Regions from separate parts of the Homo sapiens genome. Here region 1 is linked to region 2. Evidence: read pairs that join two places in POLR2A ChIA-PET (ENCODE). Cell type or tissue: B cell. All regions are shown on one strand. Each heading gives the region's core, and the rest is flanking DNA. Links, peaks and the distances in the headings are about the cores only.

The links. Peaks named below come from ENCODE experiments on the same cell type or tissue, not always from the same donor. Only the 100,000 strongest peaks of a DNase experiment are listed, where the experiment ranks them.
Region 1: POLR2A ChIA-PET joins it to region 2 with 5 read pairs; 1 of 35 experiments calls an interaction of 5 or more read pairs at or near these places.

The regions. Positions count from the first base shown.
Region 1 is chr7:121,342,898-121,347,300 of GRCh38, forward strand. No RefSeq gene overlaps it. Among named protein-coding and RNA genes, the nearest start is that of WNT16, 16 kb to the left of the region's middle. In B cell, for the core only: no CTCF peak of the experiment used is centred there; no DNase peak of the experiment used is centred there; H3K27ac peaks cover 1,020 bases.
Region 2 is chr7:121,197,039-121,201,441 of GRCh38, forward strand. All of the region lies in intron 16 of CPED1 (cadherin like and PC-esterase domain containing 1), which reads left to right. All of the region lies in intron 1 of LOC124901735 (a long non-coding RNA gene), which reads right to left. Among named protein-coding and RNA genes, the nearest start is that of WNT16, 130 kb to the right of the region's middle. In B cell, for the core only: no CTCF peak of the experiment used is centred there; no DNase peak of the experiment used is centred there; H3K4me3 peaks cover 871 bases; H3K27ac peaks cover 1,201 bases.

The sequences.
Region 1 (4,403 bases), core at 151-4,150, 150 kb after region 2:
GGATTATTTTTCAATTTAGGAGTTCAAATTCTTTGTAAATTTGGAACTGCCTAATAAAGGCAATGGTAAGAGGCAATGATTCATCCTGAAACAAAGTCAAGAAAAACATATTAAATGATATTATCTGTAACATCTGGATTAGGAAGTTGAATAATTAAGGCATTTTCCTGATAATGGTACTTTACACAACATTAACAACATGTTAATTCTTTTTAGTATAAACAACTGCATTATTTCTTTATTCACAATTCGGATGATAGTCATTTTGTTTTCTATTTTAAGAGACTATGATAATTATATTAAAAATAACAACAAAATTTTAATTTTACACATTAGATGCTGTGACCTTATGTTTTGGCAGCTTTAAAACTATGTGATATGCACAGTAAGTATTTTAAAACACATTTTAATTTTCTCCAGGACTGTTAGTACTAATATGATATTTGTACTTAGTTTAAATATTTGTACTAAGTTTATTTGTACTAAGTTTAAATACGTAGTAGAAACAGAAAAGCGTCTCATCAAAATACTTATTTCTAGGCAATTTAGTGAGTTGCTCATCCTTTTTGCATCACCTCCCAAAGGTCATCAAAGATTGAGAAATTCGACTCACTATTTAGAGGCAGGAAGTGATCTGGAACACTGATTACCTTAGGTGATTTGAGGGAAGAAAAATTTGAATCCTATCTTCAGAAACCTCAAATACTCCTCAAGACAAGCCTTTCTTAAAGAAAGTTGGCTAAGATGTCTCCTTTTTGAAATTAATTTAAATTTTACTATAGACCAGATGTGATAAATCATGACATTTCTTGGGGGCAAGATGATGACACGTGGCACAGCATGACAAGGGACACAGTGATACACAAGGAAAGGACTAATTTACTTTGAAAGAATAAATAATATTAGCAAATACCTCCATAGCACTTAGTATATACCCGTATTAGTCTAAGTAAAAAATATATAGAGAGATACATATAAAAATTCAATCTTCACAACAACCTCGTAAAGTAGGTACATTATTGTAGTTTTCGTTTTACAGCTGAGGAAACTGAGACACACAGTAAGTTCCCAGCCCAAGGTCACACAGAAGGAACTGGCTTCAATGTCTGTGCCCTTAACTACCACATTGTTATTGTGCTTCTCACAGTATCAGAATTGTCAGACTGTGTTTACAAACATATGCCATTTAAAGAATTTAGGGGATTTGTGAATGTAATGAAAGTTACAGGATGTTCTTCATGGTTTGGTTATATAAACTTGGTTGAAAAGTAGGGAGCGAAGTGATGGGAGAGCTGAGATCTTAGAATTTACTATGAAATAAAATTAAAATACACTGCCTCTTGATTACTAAGCCCAAAGTGACTTACGCTGACTTCTATTTTAGATTGCAATGTGGCTTACAGTTGGATTGTGCAAGAATCTAATAACCATTCCAAAAGAAAATAACTAGGGGTAAAGATCAAACTAATTTAGTGTGACATAAAATAAATACTTACATCCTTTTTATTGTTGTGCTTACAGCCAAATGTTACATAAGGTGTTATTTTTAACAGATGGATTAAAATTTACTATTTGTAATGGTTTACACTCATATCCAAAGGAAAACCACTAGAGGTGGTTTGCACCAGATTAAAACTTTTTGAAACAAAATCATACTAGCAAAAGCAGCCTCTCCCATGTGGTTGTAAAGTAATAAAGGAGAATCAAGTCAACACAAACTAAAGTTTCATGTGTGACTTTATAATTTGCAGAGTAAGTAAAAGCATCTGATTCATGTGAATTGGAAAGGCAGAAAGGGCGGTGGCTGAGGGCTGCCTTTGTCCCTATCAGATGGCCATTCAGAACCATCAGGGTAGCTCTACTGCAGAGGCCAAGCCTTTCCTTCCACATTTTAGTAACCACCTGACACCCATGATCATGGCCCACACATTTACTTGGCCCTGTTTAGCCAAGAAGAAAGGGCAGATCCTTGGTGCCCCTACTCACTCTTTGGTGAGAGAAATATCACCAAATATACCAGTACATTTAAATACACCTCGAATTCTCTGGAAACCAACGAAAGGTGTAGATACACAAAATGGAAATCAATAACTACCTATGTATTGCCAGTACATAATCCTTACTTTCTCTTAGTCCTATCCACTGTCATTGTTTTATCTCAAATTCCCTGGCAAACAAGGCTCTATGCAAGGCAAGAAATAACACAGGACACAATAGCAAAATGGGAAAGCTGAAGAAGTGAATGGGATAAATCCTCTCTAACATGTCCCCTACTTAATGGGTACAGGAACTTTGCAAACTGAAAGATAAATTTCAATTCTCAGTGTGAGAAATTATTTCCTTCACCGGCTTAAAGTTGTTTTGCTTTCCCCAAATGCCCAATTCATCATTTTTTGAGAAACTATACTTTAAAATACAAGAATGATTTCAAAATTTCACTTGCCACAATTCCTGTAACTGTGCCCATATCCAACACATCCAGTGCTTTAAAACCACAGGGAACCTAATCCAGACTATTTCCATAATATAATTTTAACACCCTTTTGTAAGGTCTTAACAGTTCCACAAGAATTAGCTGTCAATATCATTTTTGGTCAAACGTTTCAGATTTCCATAGAGGTCTAGGAATGAGCTCACTTACCTTAAACCTTAAGTCCTTTCCCTAAGGGAGAACAGGAAGCCATTTGGGGCAGGCTGCACTCCCCAGGTAAGAAGGAGGCAGGACATAAGGCCCAGTTCTTGCTCATTCCTTACACCTAAGGAAATCTTCACCAATTGACTCTCCCACTTCTACCCACTGAAAACCACAACTCTCAGGGAATACTGCCTTCTCCACTAACCCAACATATTTCTAACCATAGCCCAACCATCATTTGCTTTTAAATCTCTCCTCTTCTCAGAGGTTGGACTCACAATGCATACTCCTTGGGATTCCTTTCTGTTCTTGCCAAATAGAGCACATAATACTTCTGTAACCAGCCTTCCAAAAAACAGAGCATACACAAGCTAAGTAGCTTTTGGAGTTGAAATTTAAAATAATTTAAGAGATTTCCATGTTAATACCAACATCTGTAAATAATAAAAAAATGCAAAATTCATGTGAAGTTTTACAATCAGAGAACTTCACAGGCTCACACTGGACTTTTCGCTAAAAGACAAGATTCCCAAGGGTGACCATTAGTCTCCTCTGCTTTGAGGGATATACTTATGGAAAACAGAGCAATTCTTTTCAACAGGTAGATGTCCAAATCGGCCATCTTATTCCACTGGTGATACAGGAGGCTACAATTTGGTGGGGAAGTCACTGGCCTCACTGTTGAGTTTGTTCTGTGTCAGAGAGGGCCAGCTGAGCCCCAGCATCTTCCCCACCATGATCAGTATGCCACCCTGCCCCGCAGCAGGAATTGGAGTGGTGAGGTTATTAGGAGCAGGGATCAAGGCCTGCACTCTCCAGTGAGGCTCATCAACCACCTCCTGCCACAGGAAGAGGTCAGCAAGGGCTCCCAGCCTCTTTGGCTTAAGTCACATACTTTCCCCTAAAGGCCAGACCAGCAATCAAGTAGAACCACTTAAAATGCTAGCTACCTGAAGATACACCAAAATACATAAATTAACCACTTAAAATGGTAGCTACTTGGAGATACATAAAAGCCTGAATTCTACCTATGAAGGGGAGTTGGTGTCAATGTGTAATAAGTGAAAAGGTAGGCAGAATATGAAAGAGGTTTGGAGGTCAAGGAGAACCTCAGGTGAAGAAATGAATGAAACCTCTCCCATGATCTTACTGCTCAAGTCATCTAATGGCTCCCTTCTGGCTGGGTATGATGGGATTGGAAAGCTAGAGAGGCTGACTTGTTGCAGCTTCTCTTGGGCTAAAATGCCTGTAAGACACACGGTTGATAACAGCAATACTAGCAGTTGCACTGAATGAGTACTTTGTGCCAGGCACTTTGATAGGCACCACAAACATGCTGGTATTATCCCTGTTTTACAGGTGGACATTGACTTCCTCAAAGTCCTCAAGTAGTTCACAGTGGAACAGAGATGAATTTTCAGGCAAGTCTGCACTCTTAACCACTATGCCACACTGTCTCCCCACTACAGAATTCTCTCCTCTTTAAAGGTTTTTCAGACCCTTTTCTCTTTGGCTATCAAGTGAAGGAAATATGGGCTGACTATACGGAACATTACGAGCTTGCAGGTTATAAGTCAATTTTCCCTGACCAAAGGGAGTATCTTTTATCAATTTAGCCTCAGCTTGTTCTTTCAATATTAAATGCACCCCAGTGGTTGTCATAACTGATGCAGAGCTGAACAGTGAAGTTAGTGATGGCAACAAGTTGTACCTGTGAACTAGTTGTACTGAGAAGATTGTCTTCCCCATGCTAACTTTGCTTACAAAT
Region 2 (4,403 bases), core at 220-4,219:
TTCTTTCATAAAGTAGCTAATCCACAAGTTTCCAGTTCGTAGAGCTTTGTTTTTACTTTAGTTATTCCTTAAAAATAATCTTTTTTTTTTTTTTTTTTCTAGAGAGGACCCAATAAGTCCTGGTACTATTAAGAGAGCATTCTTAAAGCAGGTTTTAAAAGTAATAGCAAATTAGTGCATTGACTCTCATTTTAAAATGTATTACTTTATGCTCATTTACTTACTGCTTTACTCTATAAATGTTTGTTGATCATGAGCAATACATGAGATCACATGAAAGTACTGCCAGGGATAAAAAAATAACAACAGTACCACTAATACCTTTACTATGACTGCTGCTATGGATAACACCGAATTACTTACAAAGGGCCAACTGTACATCAAGCACTGTTCTCAGCACTTTACAGAAACTCATTTATTCCCCACAAAAGCCTTTAGAAGTAAGTCCTATGATTATCCTTCTTTTCATACTTGAGGAAACTAAGGCACAGGGAGGTTAAGTAATGCCCCATGTTAAACAGCTAGTAATGGGCAAAGCTAGGATTTGATTTAGGCAGAATAATTGCTACAGTCGAGTGTGTGTATATGGGTGTGTTGTGTGTGTGTGTTTGTGCATGCGCATGTATGTGCTTAATAGAGGTAACAGTAGAAGAATTCTTAGAAAAATGCTGAGGGCAGAGGCTGTAGAATTCTAGCTATTGAGAGAGCCGTGGAACTGACTTGAACCATGAACTTTGAGTAGGAGCTGGATGTGCAGAGATGGAAGCTGAGCCTGGCAGCACAAGAGTAGCAAAGCAAGCTGTCCAAATTGCCTCATCTGTGGAGTATACAAAGTTGATTATGGATGGTAAGGCCAAGCTAGTAGATGAAACCAAATTGTAAACCGAAGAATCAGACTAGTAAGTGTGGCTTTTGTTTAATGCCAATGGTAAATCGTTGATTTTTAAAAATATTGGGGAGATATGTTCAGAAATGTGTTTCAAAGTTTAAGTCTAATAACAATGTGTGGTTAGATTGCAATAGAGAAAGACTGATGTGTTTAGAACAAGATTACAATAAAAAGTCAGAAAATAGTGTTGGGGGTAGCAGTTATTACGCGAAAGACAAGGTGGTGTCAGCAGAGTTTATTGTTTAGGAAAAAAATCACTCAGTACCTTATACCTTGGCATTTATAAACTAGACAATCTCAAAAAATGTTATTGAACCAAACTGACAAAATAAGAAGGCTTTTTTATTCAAATATAAGCTTCTGAGTGTCATGAGCACACATCTTTTTTGATGCCTTTTTATAGCTTCTTAGATAAAAGCTCATTTTTATGGTTACATTCGGTATGGTTTCTTGTGCACATGCTATGCTTCTGTGTGAAAGATGAGTAAATCAGATCCATTTTCATTGCAGTTTTCCTCAGATGGCAAGTGTGAGTGGAGCAAGCACACTTTTGCCTGATTGGAAGCACCTGCAGTTTATTTGCCATGGGGTTGTTCCCTGTGTTTTTGCCCGGACTCATACTTTACAGAGTGCTGCCCAATCCTGCTTATTTTCCTCTCACTGCAACTTTCATATCAGCTGCCATTGGGGTTGTCTTCTTACTACTCTCTGAAATTCACTACGCCAGAGCCTTCTCTGCAGCTCATGTGAAATGCAGCCAACTCAAAGCCGTTCATGTAGCTGTAGATTCAGGTGGTTACAAGATACCACGTGCTGGCATAATGATTTCACAAATATGGCATGACTTATCAAAGCATGTGATTCTATTTTAAGTTTCATTCCTATCGGTAACTGAATACACTGTCTCTATCAGTTATTTCTGAGCCTGTTACACGGACCTTCAAATCTGGGAAGATTCCCTCTGAAGCAAATGTGATAATAGTAGTGATTCTGACTTCTGCTTTTTTCCCCTGCCCACCAACGAGTGGTATTTTAGGTCATTAGAAACAATGATGATGCCTTTGGCAAATTAGATTCAATGCCAGGGAATAACTCTACAGTCTATGAGTGCCCAAAACTATTGAAATTCACAGAAATGGCAGCGTAATGATTGCTTTGAAATAGGAATTACAAGTGCTCTTTAGCATTTGTAATCAGGGAGCTAAGAAGAACATAACAAGGGGTCTTAGATCATCAGTAGAAGCACAGCATTACCAAGTGTGGTTCTCTATGATTTATAGGCTGAAGTAGTGAATGGACAGTAGGGACAGTCCACACATGGGGTATAATAATGAGTAAGAGTGTGAACACCTTGGAGAATTAGATTCAACTCACTGGCTTTCCCAACCATAATAATTTAGTCAACAGTGTTGAAAATATTTTCATGAGGTATATGGTCTTTCCGTGTGCTATAGAAAAATACAAACATAGGGCTGAGCGCGGTGGCTCACACCTATAATCCCAGCACGTTGGGAGGCAGAGGTGGGCAGATCACGAGGTCAAGAGATCTAGACCATCCTGGCCAGCATGGTGAAACCTGTCTCTACTAAGAATACAAAAATTAGCTGGGGGTGGTGGTGCACACCTGTAGTCCCAGCTACTCAGAAGACTGAGGTGAGGGAATCGCTTGAACCTGGGAGCTAGAGGTTGCAGTGATCCGAGATCATGCCACTGCACTCCAGCCTGGCAACAGAGTGAGACTCCATCAAAAAAAAAAAAAAAAAAAAAAAAAAAGAAAGAAAGAAAGAAAGAAAAGAAAAATACAAATATAGAAAAAAGTTTCTATTTTCTAAGGCAGTGTCAGCCAATGGAAAGATAATGTGAACCACATACGTAATTTTAAATTTTCCTGTAGCCACATTTTTTAAAAAAGTAAAGAGGTGAAGTTAATTTAAAAAATATGTTATTGGACCAAATATATCCAAAATATTATGTTTCAATATATAATCAGTATAAAAATTACTAGTGAGAGAGTTCACATTCTTTTTTTATATTGTCTTCTGAATCTGGTGTGTATTTTATACTTACAGTGCATCTCATCTGAGACTAGCTGTGTTTCAAGTGCTCAGTAGGTTACATGTGGCTCATTACTACCATATTGGGCAGCACAATTCTGGGTATTTAAAAAGCCAGCTGGTATAAAAGGTTTTATATGATGATAAACATGCATACATGTAAGATTTTCATAACATTATCATATTCATCATTTAATGAATCAATTAGGGCAATGTTTCCAAGAGTGTGGCCTGAGAAACATCACTTTTCCTATAAGGTATTATGTAAAAAGTGGTGTGCAAGGATATAAAAACAGAAAATTCTGGGTTAAAGAAATTTTCTCCAGCCTCTCTGCTGGTGAAAACCTCAGATGTGTCAATGCATACTGTGGATTTCCAAGAGAATGGGTATACATTTCCTATTCTTAATTGGTCGTGAAATTGTTTTTTCACAGAGCATCTCTTGGGCCTAGTGTTACAAGGAATATACTGTGGAAAATGCTGATTTAAGCCTCAAATAAGTGATGTAGGAATTTGGAAATTGGAAAAAGGCAAAATGGAGAGGTTCTGGGAGCCTTTTTGGGAATGTGGGTGTACCTTCAGTTAATTCTTCTCAAGTGTGTACAGCAGAACTTATTACAATATTTGGCTTACTCTACACTTGGCTGTCTCCCCACAAATTTTAAAGTTTTTTTAAAAAAGAAAGAGTCTTACTTACATTTTTATCCTACATTGGACCAGGCACAATTATCAGCAAATATTTGTTGAATTGAATGAAACAGAAAGTTTGATACAGACCAGTGCAAAGTGGGGAACCTAAAGAGAAACAAACTTCTCTAGCCCAAGAAGAGAAACAAATCACACCAAGAAGTTAAGATCAATGAGGAAATGACAATGAGAGCAATAGTGTCATTGTAGCAGCAAAGGGTCTCTCAGACATTCAACCTCAGAGTCATTCATAGGAGAATATCCACATTAAAGGCAAATCAAAAGAGAGAGCAGTGAAGAGAAGGTTAGATAGGGCAAGGCACAGAATCACGTGTTGAAAGCTAATAAAAACCTCCCTTCACTGTAACATGTGTGGGTGTTTCTGCCTTTAATAGAGCAATCTCTAGGTTTTTGAGAAAATCGGATCTGAGATACAAGGTAGGAGGAGGTGCACATCAGATGGGAAGGTCAAGAACCAGAGCTTAGGGAACAAACTCTAGAAAATGTACTTTTCTATCGAGACACCCCAAGAAAGACAAAGTTATAGAAATAAATTATTATCAAGACCAGCCTGGTCAACATGGTAACACCCCGCTCCACCAAAAATACAAAAACTAGCCTGGCTTGGTGGCACACACCTATAATTGCAGCTACTTACGAGGCTGAGGTAGGAGAATTGCTTGGACCTAGGAGGTGGATGTAGCAGTGAGCCAAGATCACGCCACTGCACTCCAGCCTGGGCAAAAGGGTGTGTGAGATGTCATCAAGAAAGA